Regions from separate parts of the Homo sapiens genome. Here regions 2 and 3 are each linked to region 1. A link is a contact called in ENCODE Hi-C or POLR2A ChIA-PET data. All regions are on one chromosome and are shown on one strand. The core of a region is the stretch at or near the end of the contact, and the rest is flanking DNA. Distances in the headings are between cores, read along the strand shown.

The links. A loop is a pair of places that touch in the nucleus more often than their neighbours do. ChIA-PET counts read pairs that join two places held with the same protein, here RNA polymerase II (POLR2A). Pooled maps may share reads with other maps.
Region 2: a loop to region 1 is called in a pooled map, with 4 times the contacts of the local background. The contact joins the enhancer-like site here to the promoter of CDC20B in region 1. A Hi-C loop is called at or near these places in 1 of 37 single-sample maps with no recorded cell type and 3 of 50 pooled maps. POLR2A ChIA-PET finds 5 or more read pairs at or near these places in 1 of 52 experiments (OCI-LY7).
Region 3: a loop to region 1 is called in a pooled map, with 3 times the contacts of the local background. The contact joins the enhancer-like site here to the promoter of CDC20B in region 1. A Hi-C loop is called at or near these places in 1 of 168 maps with a recorded cell type or tissue (MCF 10A) and 5 of 50 pooled maps.

The regions. Positions count from the first base shown.
Region 1 is chr5:55,171,225-55,175,805 of GRCh38, forward strand. CDC20B (cell division cycle 20B) reads right to left here and starts at 1,953. Exons shown (of 12, transcript NM_001170402.1): 1 at 1,714-1,953; 2 at 1,364-1,426. The coding sequence starts at 1,776. MIR449C (microRNA 449c) reads right to left here and starts at 1,129; the gene lies at 1,038-1,129. RefSeq lists silencers at 1,677-1,971, 2,059-2,388.
Region 2 is chr5:56,076,425-56,081,005 of GRCh38, forward strand. No RefSeq gene overlaps it. Among named protein-coding and RNA genes, the nearest start is that of IL6ST-DT, 84 kb to the left of the region's middle. RefSeq lists enhancers at 1,789-1,868, 3,178-3,942. Within about 2 kb of position 2,656, at least 6 of the 41 ENCODE cell types and tissues checked have a DNase peak (open chromatin) inside an H3K27ac peak, as active enhancers do.
Region 3 is chr5:54,644,627-54,649,207 of GRCh38, forward strand. It overlaps a transcript of SNX18 not described here. Among named protein-coding and RNA genes, the nearest start is that of LINC02998, 97 kb to the right of the region's middle. Within about 2 kb of position 2,270, at least 32 of the 41 ENCODE cell types and tissues checked have a DNase peak (open chromatin) inside an H3K27ac peak, as active enhancers do.

The DNA of each region.
Region 1 (4,581 bases), core at 703-3,202:
ATCACTTGAACCCGGGAGCTGGAGTTTGCAGTGAGCCGAGATTGCACCACTGCACTCCAACCTGGGCAACAAAGTGAGACTCTGTCTCAAAAAAATAAATAAAAAGTTACTTAACTATAGCTTTTCAAATCACTTCTGTTTACTGATCCAAAGACTACTTGTCTGTATTAGACAGTAAAATATCTAGGAGTCGTGATAATACATAAGCTGTGCACGACACAAAACTGCAGCAGTGTTTGGGGGAAAAAATCAACATTAAAGTATTTAAGAAATGTAAGGGCTTAAATGCAATTAGTTTTCTCCTACTAGAAATGACATTAGTAATCGAGTTCTGAAAATGCAATTATGTATTCAATATAGGATGTTACCACTTGAATACTGAATTTTTTTTTTTAAGAGGCAGGGTCTGGCTCTGTCCTCCAGGCTGGAGTGCAGTTGTGCAATCATAGCTCACTGCAGCCTTGAACGCCTGGGCTCAAGCAATCCTCCTGCCTCAGGCTCCCAAGTAGCTGGGACTACAGGCACATGTCATCATGCCCAGCTAATTTTTGCAGTTTTTTTATAAAGACAAGGTCTCCCTGTGTTGTCCAGGCTGGTCTTGAAGTCTTGGCCTCAAGTGATCCTCCTGCCTCAGCATCCCAAAGTGCCGGGATTACAGGCATGAGCCACAGTGCCTAGTTGCAAAATTTATATAAGATCTAGAAAAATCTATTAAAATGGTGGTGGATTTGGAACTAGAATCTCTGCGTACAGGTCAAAGGAAGATGAACTATTGAGCCTAGAGAGAAGCATGGTAAATGGTGACAGAGATTTAAAGCAGATGAAGGCTCTTTATGAAACACGTTTATAAAACCATTTAAATTTGTTTCCTTTTACACTGATTACAGGAGACACTAAAGACCTTTGGGTTTGGTCTTTCAAGGAGAACAGGTACTACATTGGATCAACTTTAAATTGCTCACGTTAAGAACCATGGTTTATGCCACTTCTCCACATTGTCCACAAGATGGCACCATTTCCATTTCTTTGGGGGGCGTGCTTCTGAATGCAACAGAGAGGAGTGCAACTAGCAACTGTTAAAATCATTAACAGCCGCTAGCAATACACTGCCTACCTGACACATCCCAGCTTTATCCTTTGCTGTGGAGGCAGAAACTAGAAAGTACGATTCAGATGCAAACGATTGCATTATTTGTCTGGGATCTTCAGTTTCATAAAGAAATTTTTTTTAGTATGTAATAAGATACTAAAATTCTCATATTTTCAGACCAGCTCAAACTTCCTACAAATACATTATTTACCAAGAATTCGTTTGTTCAAGATCAGAATTAAAACAGAGAACAAGAACAAGCCCTGGACTCACGTTGGCGGAATCTTGACTTCTCTTCTGCTTCAAGTCTTTGGAGAGCACACGCATGATACTTTCCTTTGAAAACACAGATAACATATTGAGGGAGAAACTATTTAGGAAAATCATAATTTCAGGTGTGGAATTTTTCTAGATCTTGTGCTTGTCAGATTACACTTTTTTTTTTTTTTTTTTTTTTTTTTGGCAACTAGGCACCTTCAGAATATAACTAAATTACATCACTCAAATTTACGACCAGGGCTTAGAGTTTCGTACCACCTCTTGGTCCTAAACAGATATTATGAACGGGGCCTTCGGCCCCGCATTAGAGAGTTAGGGAGAATGCAGAAAAGGGTGTTACTCACCCACAGCATCTCCTCTTCCGTGCGGACCCTCCGAGGCGCGGTGCGCTCCAGTTTCCACTCCATCTCCGGCTGACTTCGCCCTGCCTGGCGTTTGGCCTCTCTGCTCGACTGCCTCTGGTTTTCTTCCCAGGTCTAAGTCAGTCTTGACGCCTAATCGTCAAACCCCTGGAGTCCCGTCCCCCAGGACCATTCTATTTCACCACCTCCCTCCAGGTCCCCCACTCCTCCCACCGCCGCTGCAAGGTGTTCCCCAGGGTACCATTTAAAAAGCCGGCGGGGCGGCAGTCGGCGCGGGAATCCCCCTCGCCGGCTTCTTATTGGCCGGCGCCGCGGTGTCGTCAGAGCCCGGGTGGGATTCCCCGGCGCGCGCCGCGGCCCCGCCCCTGCCGGCCCTCTCTGGGCCCCGCCCCGCCACCGCCTCCGGCCGAGGCGCGCACCCGGGCGCCAAGCTTTGCCGCGAGCCGTGGCGGGCCTGCGGCTGGGCCTGGCGCCGGGGGCTGCCACCGCGGCAGGAGGCGGAGGGGTTGGCGGGCGAAGAAGCGGGTTCTGGGAGTTCACGATCTTTCCATTTTCAGAAACAAGAATGTTTCCTTATAACGGCCCTGATCCCTGTTCCTCTGCACCCACTTCTCTTTCTCCAACCACACCCTGCCTTTGCAGGATCCGAGCGTGCACAGCTCTCCGGCCTCTGTCCGTTGGTAATCGCTGTGTCAGCTATAGATGTGAGGCGTGTTCGTCAGCTCTTCGTTTTCAGAAGGCAAGAAAACGTGGCAAGATTTCTATGCCGATCAAAAGGGAGAGCGTTGACATATTTATGCAATAAATTATTCCCTGCTCTATACATTGGGAGTAGTCAGGTCCTCTCACTCGGGCTTCTGAGCCCTGTTCCTTAGCAGGGGGTAGGTGAGAGAGGTGAAGAGGTAGTGAAAGAACCAGTGACAGGCAGGACCTCATAAGGCGTGAAGAGGGGGCCAGAAAGCTGAGCACACTGGGGACTCCGTGATAAAGGGGGAGAGGAAGATATTGAGGGTTGAGGAAGAGGTCTGGCGGGAAATGACAGGGAACCAGATGGGCTGTGCAGCCTTAGCTGCCCATCTGAGCTGCCAAGAGAGCCGAGTTGTGCCATATGGCAGGAGGGGACACTGCATCTGGGAAGCCTCTGACAGCCTGGCAGCCTGTTTGTCCCTCCCTTGCTAACCCCCCAACCATTTTTGACATTGGATTGTATTTTGCTCTAAGGCAATGTGAGTTTGTGTGTTTTTCTGGGGAAACAGTTCATAGATAGCAGATACTCAAAAGGGTCAGTGATCCAAAAAAAAAAAAAAAAAAAAACCTAAAACTCACTCCCCTGCTTTCCTTCATACTGAAAGCAAGAAAAAATGGCATTAGAACTAAGACCCAATCTTAGACCAGTTTTCTATGTACAATAATAATGCTGCATAGGGTAACTTAATCTTCAAATGACATATATCAAAATGTTTGATAGTCAAATAACTAGTGGATTAAAAGATCTCTAAGTTTCACCCACAAGAAGTCTATTTTCCTTGCAGTGGAGTACTCATTCCAAATTCCAGTAAATCTTTCAGCAAACATTAAGACTAAATAAAAGTAAACTATTATTGGATGAGAGTCAGATGCATTGTTAATTTAAATGATCAGTTTTGCAAATGCCAACTAAAACTCAAAGTATATTGGAAATAATATGAAGGACATATTATCTTTGTTCTATTTTTAAATATAGTTTACATTTAACCATTTTGTATAAACACAGAATAAAAGCAATTCAACTAATAAGCTCATAAATCCATGTAAATTGGGATTTTTAGAATCCAATTTCTTACAAGTACTAAGAATAGTGAATCATTCATTTAGAATGCAATTATCTGTAAAAATACATTTATAAATTCCATTATAGCCATTAATTCCACAGCATACATATACACAGCCTCCAAATGTCTTTTTTTCCCCTAGTGTGAAGTAGAGAAAGTATTAGTCAAATATCTTTAGGAAGTAATTATGCAGTTGAATATTCAGATTAAAACTTAACTTCAGAATGATGGAAACAGAAACTCGCCACTTGGCAAATATTACAGTAATAACTGTCAAGAATACTAAAATTACCTTGCATATGATGAGAATACTTCCCCCTATAATTAAACACAAAAAATAAAATCACAACTTTTCACTGGCCAAAACTGGCAGAGACCACCTTAACCAAGTGATCAAAGTTAACATCACCATTAGTGAGACATGTTGACATACTGTGCCTCATGAGAAGGACACATCACTTCTGTGATATTTTTGCCCCACAAAATGCATAACCTTAATAGTGAGAAAATACTAGACAAACCCAAATTAAAAGACTTTCCACAAAATTGGCCAGTACTTTTCAAAAGTATCATAGTCATCAATAAAGAAAGAGTAAGAAACTGTCACAGATTAAAAGAAACAAGACATGCCAACCAAATGCATTGCGAGGTCCTGGATTGAATCCTGGACCACAAAAAAGAAGATATTGGTTAGATAACTGTAGAAATTTGAATTGATCCATATCTGCAGATTAGTTAATAGAGTAGTAGTAATGCTGATTTCCTAGTTATGATTATTGTACTATAGCTATATAAAATGTTAAGATTTGTGAACGCTGAGTGAAGGATATAATGGAATTATTTGTACCATTTTTGTAACTTTTTTCTAAGCCTGAAATTATTTCAAAATGAAAAATATTTAACATCATGTGGTCATTCTATTAAAAAGCACTTTGGTAAGACTGTTTGGGGAAAACAGAAACATCCTGTAAACATATTATCTTAATTTTTATCAAATATGGTTTAGGAACAATGTCCAATTCAAATATTTATGCGCCTA
Region 2 (4,581 bases), core at 1,406-3,905, 910 kb after region 1:
AGAGACCCTCAGAAAACTTGTTCTCCCCCTCTCAGATTTTACGCCACTCCAGGGGTGTATTAAGCTAGGTTGCCACCTCCTCTGATGACTCTCTTTCCCGTATCCCCTTTTCCACGTGTTCTGCTTGCCCTTCACAATAAACTGTTATCTCCTGAAGAAAAAAAAACTGGATTTTGCCAGGGGAGGTGGCTCATGCCTGTAATACCAGCACTTTGGGATGCTGAAGGAGGATTGCTTGAGGCGAGGAATTCAAAACCAGCCTGGGCAATAAAGTGAGACCTTATCTCTACAAAAAAAAAGTTAAAAAATCAGTGGGGCATGCTGGTGTGCACCTTTAGTCCCAGCTACTTGGGAGGCTGAGGTAGGAGGATTGCTTGAGCCCAGGAGGTTGAGGCTGCAGTGAGCCATGATCATGCCACTGCAATCCAATGGGTGACAGTGAGACCATGTCTCCAAAAAACAAAACAAAACAACTTGGATTTTATTCATCCCTCCATTCTTGGCTCTGAGCCTGGCCCATAGTCCTGTAAATTGGTGTTGGGGATCTGCCCGGGGACCTGTATGGGAACTTTCCCCATCTTCCTATATTGTCCTTGACTTTTTTGTTTATTTGTAACTTTTAAGATTGCACATTTTCAAATAAACAGAAAGTATACAGAATAGTATAATGAATACCCCTTTATCCAGATTTCCCTTGATTGCAACACTTGCCATATTTACTTCATCTGTTCTTTTTGCCCAAATATTTAAAAGTAGATTTCAGATATAATGATGTTTTACCCCTAAATACTCATGTATGCATCTCTAAAATAAGGATGTCTCCCCACAGAACCATAATACTGTATTCTATATTATTATCACACATTATTACACCTAATAAAATAAATAATAGTTCCTAGCCTGGGCAACATGACGAAACCCTGTCTCTACAAAAAATAAAAAATTAGCTGGGTGTGGTGGTGAGCGCCTATAGTCCCAGCTACCTGTGGGGCTGAAGCAGGAGGATCACTTGAACCTGGGAGTTCACTGCAAGGCTGCAGTGACCCATGATCACACCACTGCACTCCAGCCTGGGGGACAGAGCGAGACCTCGTTCCCATAAAGGAAAATAAGTAAGTAAATTAATTAATGTAATAGTTCCTGGCTGGGTGCAGTGGCTCATGCCTGTAATCCCAGCACTTTGGGAGGCCAATGCAGGCGGATCACTTGAGCTCAGGAGTTCGAGACTAACCTGGACAACAGTGAAACCCTGTCTTTAAAAATACAAAAATTAGCCTGGCATTGTGGCGCGTGCCTGTAGTCCCAGCTACTCTGGTGGCTGAGGCAGGAGAATCACTTGAACCTGGGAGGCAGAAGTTGCAGTGAGCCATGATCGTGCCACTGCACTCCAGCTTGAGCGACAGAGCGAGACCCTGTCTCAAAAAAAAAAAAAAAAAAAAAAGTTCCTAAATATCAACTGCCCTCAGAAAGTCTTTTATAACTGGTTTATTCAAACCAGAATCTTCTCAGGGGCAACACATTGCATTTAATTGTTTTGACTCTAGTTTTTCTTCCCCTTTTCCTCCATGCTATGTTATTGACTCATTGAAGAAATCAGGCCAGTACTTTTGAAAGTCCCATTTTCATGGTGCTATTTAAACTTCACCAGACTCCTAAGGTAGAGCTGACTTAAGGAAACATCATAGCCACCACCGTGGGAGTCTCCTCCACTCTAGGAACCCTCCATTTCTTTCTTTCTTTCTTTTTCTTTTTTGAGATGGAGTTTCGCTCTTGTTGCCCAGGCTGGAGTGCAATGGTGCGATCTCGGCTCACCACAACCTTCGCCTCCTGAGTTCAAGCAATTCTCCTGCCTCAGTCTCCCGAGTGCTTAAGAACCCTCCATTTCTATCCTCCTCTTTGCTCCCATCATCCAGGAGCAAATCCCCAGGGCATTGAAACCCAAGGCTAAAGGCTCCTCTATCCCATGCTCTCTCATCTTTTGCTTGGAGGTCCATTTCCTGGCTTTGCAGTCAGCTGGTGTGAGCTTTCCAATAAAGCAGGGCCTGGACAGCTCTCCCTACAGCTGCCAGCAACAACCTCAGGAAGCCCCAGGGTCCTTCACTTAAGTTGCTGTCAAAGCCTTTGAACTTGGGGCTCCGGGGCTTCATTATGGGTAGCAGCAAACAGGAGCCACCATTTTTCAAAATGAAGTTAAAATCCTCCCCTTCTAACTCAATACATCTCTTAAATTCATCCCAGAAAAATAACCTGTTTTCCAAGTGACGTTAGATTCAGCAGCACCACCCCTACCCTATTGCCCCTGGGACTGATGATCTCCAGGCAGATGCTTCGCACCAGTGGCTGCTCCTGCCAGTAAAAAAAAAAAAAAAAAGAAGTTTCCATTGATTTGCTTGAGAAATGTAAGTTTGGGGCTGTAGTCCCTGCCGCAAGGTCAATAGAGAATTGTCTTGCCTGAGGTGCCCCAGGAAATCAGCCAGGAAAAGCAGGGATCTACTTTTCATTTCATAGGTTAGGGAGGGGGTGGGAGGCTGGGGCAGGGAGAGAATGGAGAAGGGGAAGGTTCAGATAGCTGTGTGTTTAGATCAGAGGACTTGGGCTAAAGTCAGCAAGAAAACATGAATATTCCAACACAAAGAGGAGTGGAGTTACGCCATCAGGGGTGTGGGCTGGAAACCCTAAAAGGACAGTTGCCTCCAGCTTGACATGAGTGTCTAGCTGTTTACTTTGGCTCACTGGATTTCACTTTTTTTGAGACAGAGTCTTGCTCTGTCTCCCAGGCTAAAGTGTAGTGGCTCAATCTTGGCTCACTGCAACCTCCACCTCCCAGGTTCAAGCGATTCCCTTACCTCAGCCTCCCTAGTAGCTGGGATCACAGGTGTGCACCACCACGTGCAGCTAATTTTTGTATTTTTAGTGGAGATGGGATTTCACCATGTTGGCCAGGCTGGTCTCGATCTCCTGGCCTCAAGTGATCCGCCCACCTCACCCTTCCAAGTGCTGGGATTACAGGCATGCACCACTGCGCTTGGCCTGGATTTCTATTTGTGTGTATTTATTTTTACAAGGAAAAACTCTCCAACAGCTATGTTTCTATAGGTGGAGTAGATCACATTTTATTCTTCCTGAACGTGGTAAAATGTTTCACAGGCAATTAAGAGTGGAGAAGAGAGAACTTTATACTTTTAACTAAATTCTCAATTTATGGATCAGTTAAACCTTTTCATTTTCTGGCTCTTCCTCTTAATTCTGTTTCTTGTTTTTCCTTTCTCTCCCTGCAAGGCTCCCCTTTTTGTCCCCCACACTCCACTTTATTTTCCTACTTTTATTTCAGTGGCTGGCAAAATCAGAGCGTTATATTTGATTTTGAAAGAGTCACTATGGAAGCTTAGGCAATCTTTTTCTCTAGAACGTTGAGTAAGGTGGGTCTGAGCCTGTCCTTTTTGCAGCAGCTTAGGGAGGGTGTGTGTCCATATGTGTGTGAGTATAGGAGGGGGTGAGGGAACCCAAGGCACCCCCTCCTTGCGAGACACAAAAACCTGATCCCCAGAGTAGGGGCAGAAGGCCAGGAGTAGGAGAAGTTTCTCTGTTTACTCCTTAAGATCTGGTGGTTGGGGGCTGTGCGTGGTGGCTCGTGCCTGTAATCCCAGCACTTTGGGAGGCGGAGGCGGGTGGATCACCTGAGGGCAGGAGTTTGAGACCAGCCTAACATGGTGATACCCTGTCTCTACTAAAATTACAAACTTATCTGGGCGTGGTGGCGGGCGCCTGTAATCCCAGCTACTCAGGAGGCTGAGGCAGGAGAATCACTTGAACCCCTGAAGGCTGAGGTTGCAGTGAGCTGAGACTTCGCCATTGCACTCCAGCCAAGGCAACAAGAGCGAAACTCCGCCTCAAAAAAAAAAAAAAAAAAAGATCTGGTGGTTGGGGCATTTTGGCAAATAGCTTGGCCACCACTTTATTATATGGTTAGTTTTGAAAGCAGATTGCTGAGAATGACAATGAAAGACAGAACTTACACTTTTTTTTTTTTTTTTTTAAGTGAAAAGAGCAAGGCAACTAGTTAGCATCTTCAGGTTCTGGATAACCTGCAGTGTAGGCTTCAGGAAATTGACTAAGGGAATCTGAGAGTAGACTGCACTGGCCCTCTCTGGACTTCGACCTTTAGGTTCTTTTCCCCTTTTCCTTTGCCTCTGCTTCTCTGAGGTCAGCACTCACTTCAATAATCCTGTCCCAGGGCCACCAGATCTCCTTGAGCTTCAGAAAACCCTCCTCTCACTGTCCTTCCCCAATGTTTCAATGAATGAAGGCTCACTGAGCATACAGCAATCAAACCTGTGATCCAGGTGGCACTAGGAATTCAGCAGTAGCAGTGTGGTTCCCACACTGCTCACTGGACCTTGGCTAAGACACCACCTGGGACCACAGCTGATGGCTGGGTGTTAACACCTACCTATTGAAGAACGGAAAGAGAACAATTAAATGACAAGTTTTGTTTTTACTCCTAAGTGAAACCACAATCAGGGATAATTTGTGATTGTAAAGTTGGCACATATATCTTTTTTTTTTAAATCAGGGGAATTT
Region 3 (4,581 bases), core at 1,020-3,519, 530 kb before region 1:
TCAGATGGGCTCCTCCTGACAACTCCTTTAGAAGGGGCTGACCCAGCTGTCAGCCATTTGCCCTGGTGTGTCCTCCTCTCTACTGACTACAATATAGGTGTGATGGCTAGAGTAGCAGCTGCTATCTTGGGACAAGGGGAGACCTTGGGGTAAACAGAACCTAGGATAGTAAAGCAGAAAGATAGAAGAGCCTGGGCTGATGATGATGTGGCAGAACTGCCAAACAAGCTCTGGACTGCTAATCTCTGGACTTAACTTTCAGGAAACAAAATTAAACTCTATCTGGCTCAAGCCACTCTTACTTTATGGACCAAGAGCATTGGCAGCACTTGGGAGCTTGTTAGAAAGGCAGCTTCTCAGGCCCCTTCCCAGGCCAAATGAGTGACGATCGGCTTTGTAGCAAGATCCACAGGTGATTTGCATGCACAGTAAAGTTTGGGAAGCACTGCTCCAGATGTAGTTAGTTTCTCTGTTTATGAAATTATTAACTGATATATCCTGGGAAATAATGAATTCTATTTGCCGGTACTAAAACATGGTAAGAATGATATAACCATAGGATAAAACAACTAAAATGCCCTGAGTTATTTGGATACAAAGAAAGAAAGCATTCATGTCAATTAGGTAATTGATGTTCCAGCCACTATACCTGGCACCAGAGAAGTAAAGATATCCCTGCTCTAGACTCCATGGTCTAACAAGGGAGACATATAGATACTGTGTATTGTGTTGCATTGCATTATAAGAACCGTTTGGATGCAATAAGAGCTATGCCCAGGTGTTCCGGGAAAACAGATGAGGGGTCTAAGCCTTCCCTCCTGGGCTAGGGAGTAAGTTAGAGAAAACTTCTTGGAAGAGATGTCACCTGAGTAGTTAAGAATTATCTTGCTTCTTCCCCCAGTTTCAGGGATCAGAGGCCATCCTTTGTGGGCTTAAGTCAGCCTGCTGGCCTCCCCAGCTGCTCCTTAAATTCTAAGAGTTGGCATAAAAGACACAGGTTACAACACGAATGTCTTCATCCTACACGATCTTTACTTTCTCTGTTCACAATGTGGGCTCCTTGGCTCCATTTTACATATACAGGAAATTTGGACACCGAATAGAGAGTGAATTTCAAAGGATTCAGAGAAGGCAAACCCATATGAGTGTTTAGAGTTCATTGATCACTAGTATCTTCTTAATTTTGTGAACACCGGGTTCTGAATTCCTTCATTGACTAGCTATTTCTCTTCATGTCTTCTACAAACATTCTGAAGTTGGAAATCCTTTTTATTGGTGTTTAGAATAAGTCAATGTTTTTCCTCTCTTTATATTTCTACTTGATATTCCTCAGTTTTCTGTATTATTAAAAATGAAATCACATTTTTGGATACTTGTGGTTTGGCCGGCTGGTTGGGAAACTTTTCTGGCATTCATTATTGCTTTTTTCTTTCCATTTAAAGAACATTTACTGGATTTGGTACTTGGCGAAAGAAACTGACAAATTAAGAAATGAGAGAGAGAATAAATGCACTGTGCATGCTGAAACCCCAAGAAGACTTTTTTTCTCCTACTTTTTATGGACCTGAGGTGTTGGAAATGGAAACATTGTTTCAAACAAAATCCAGATTTTTATCTCTCTCCCCAAGAGATATGGCTTTAATCTTTTTTCTTTTCTTCTGCTGCTTTTCTGAAACACTCTGCTAGGGGCTGATTTCCTCTTCTTTGAAACAGACCAAAATATCCCTGTGGGTGAAAAACATGCCGGAAGTGAAACAGAAAGACTCAGCTTGCCCCGTGTTCGTGGTCTGTCAACTTCTCTAGCCAGTGCCTGGATCCACAGCTCACTGCTGCCGGTTGCCCTGCGTTAGCCGCATTGCGGGGGAGACAGGAGAGGCTTGAAGGCTTTTTATATTCTACTCTCTTCTGAAGAATTCACAAGTTAGCAAGCACTCAACCACTACTAACCAGAAGGTATTGCCAACCATAACAAACTACACCCATCAACAAGGCCTCCCTCATATTGCAATCCCAGCAGAAAATGATGCAGGAAAAGCACTCCCCAAATCTTGGTTGCCTGCCACCCAAGTTCTTATGCCAAGATATGTGTTTAGCCAGTTCTAAGATGCTGCCACCTTTTCATGTGTCCAACACTAGGCTTTCTACCATAGTTCCCTCCACCCAGAATGTGTTACTTGGCTCCTACAAATGCAAGAGGAAGTGCCCTTCCCTGAACAGAAATCAAAACACAGGGTGAAACCACGACTTGTTTTCAACAGGCCTCCTGTTGTGAGCCCTCCCAGCTGTGCTGCCTTTCTCCAAGAGAGCTGGGACTGGCGGCTCGAAGCGGTATAAATGGCCTGTGCCTCTTCCTGAGGCTGCCTGTAACAAGTGTCTCAAGAGCAATTCGTCATCGGCTGGAGATTACCAACTTGGCTCACTGAACCAGATCGTGCTTTGTCACATGTGAAATTCTGATGTTCTAATACATGGCTTGTTTGCAAACTACGCCTTAAATAAATATATTCAGGATATTTAACAATATAGTGTTCTGAATTAGACCATCATTTACATCTGTATTTATTCAATAATCATTTACTAAGTGCCAAATACATGCCGAGTACTATGCCGAGTGCAACAGTTAAAACGCAGGAAAAAGATCGTATTGCCCTTACTGGGCTATAAATTCAAATCTCTGTCTCATCTCATCAAGCAATCTTTCCGCCTTGGCCTCCCAAAGTGCTGGAATTATAGGCATGAACCACCACACCTGACCCAGGAGAGTTTTCTTTAACGAGTGATGCTTGATCTCAGTTTTGAAAAGTATAGAGGTGTTCACCTAGAGGAGAGGAAAGAACAGAGCATTCTGGAAAGAGGACTGTGGAGCAAAGGCAAAGAGATATTACATAGCCTGGCATGGTTTGGGAACTATAAGCAGTTGAAGTTGGTAGTGAATGGGGCATGAGAGGAAGGGGAGGTAGGCAGAGGCATGATCGTAGAGAACCCTGTATTCCAATCCAAGAATCAAAGTCATCATCCTGAAGGCTGTGGGGGCAATATTGAGGAGATTCCCAGAAAATGAGTGATATTTACTTGTCTTCATGACAGCAAATTGAACAGCAGGGGTTGAAAACAGGGGAAGGCTAAGTAGCAGATCATTGCAATAGACCAGAAAAATGAAGGCTTGAAACTTCAACGGGCAACAGGGATGAAGAGTTGAGAACAGATTTGAGAGAAGTGAAAGGAGTAGGATCTGCAGAACTTGGAGACTGACCGGATTCTGGAAGATTAAGGAGATGGAGATGTCAAGGGTGAATGGTTCCCAGTTTATTATTTAGGAACCCGAAGGAATGCTGGTGTGTGCGGAATTGGTGGGTTCTTGGTCTCACTGACTTCAAAAATGAAACCACGGACCCTCGCGAAGAGTATTACAGTTTTTTTAAAAAAAAAAAAAAAAAGACGGAGTCTCGCTCTTTAGACCAGGCCGGACTGCAGTGGCCCTATCTCGGCTCACTGCAAGCTCCGCCTCCTGGGTTCATGCCATTCTCCTGCCTCAGCCTCCCAAGTAGCTGAGATTACAGGCCCCCGCCACCGTGCCCAGCTAATTTTTTGTATTTTTAGTAGAGACAGGGTTTTACCGTGTTAGCCAGGATGGTCTCGATATCCTGACCTCGTGATCCACCCGCCTTGGCCTCCCAAAGTGCTGGGATTACATGTTACAGTTCTTAAAGGCGTCGTGTCCAGAGTTTGTTCCTTCTGATATTCGGATGTGTTCAGAGTTTCTTCCTTCTGGTGGATTCCTGGTCTCGCAAGCTCAGGAGTGAAGCTGCAGACCTTCCCGGTGAGTGTTACAGCTCTTAAGTCGGAGAGTCTGGAGTTGTTCATTCCTCCGGGTGGGTTCATGGTCTCGCTGGCTTCAGGAGTGAAGCTGCAGACCTTCCCTGTGAGTGTTACAGCTCATAAGGGGAATGTGGACCCAAAGAGTGAGCACCAGCAAAATTTATTGCAGAGCGAAAGAACAAAGCTTCCACAGTATGGAAGGTGACGGGTTGTCACTGCTGGCTCGGGCAGCCTGCGTTTGGTCTCTTATCTGGCCCCACCCACATCCTGCTGATTGGTCCACTTTACAGAGAGCTGATTGGTCTGTTTTACAGAGAGCCGATTGGTCCGTTTTGACAGGGTGCTGATTGGTTCATTTACAATCCCTGAGCCAGACACAAAAGTGAGTGCTGATTGGTGCATTTACAAACCTTGAGCTAGATAGAGTGCTGATTGGTGTATTCACAATCCCTTAGCTAGACATAAAGATTCTCCAAGTTCCCGCTAGACTCGGGAGCCCAGCTGGCTTCACCCAGCGGGTCATGCACCAGGCAGCAGATGGAGCTGCCTGCCAGTCCAGTGCCGTGGGCCCGCATTTCTCAGCCCTTGGGCGGCGGATGGGACCGGCCGCTGTGGAGCAGGGGGCGGTGCTCCTCGGGGAGGCTTGGGCCATGCAGGAGCCCACAGCGGGGGGTGGGGGAGGCTCAGGCATGGCAGGCTGCAGGTCCTGAGCCCTGCCCTGCTGGGAGGCAGCTAAGGCCCCGCGAGAAATCGAGCGCAGCA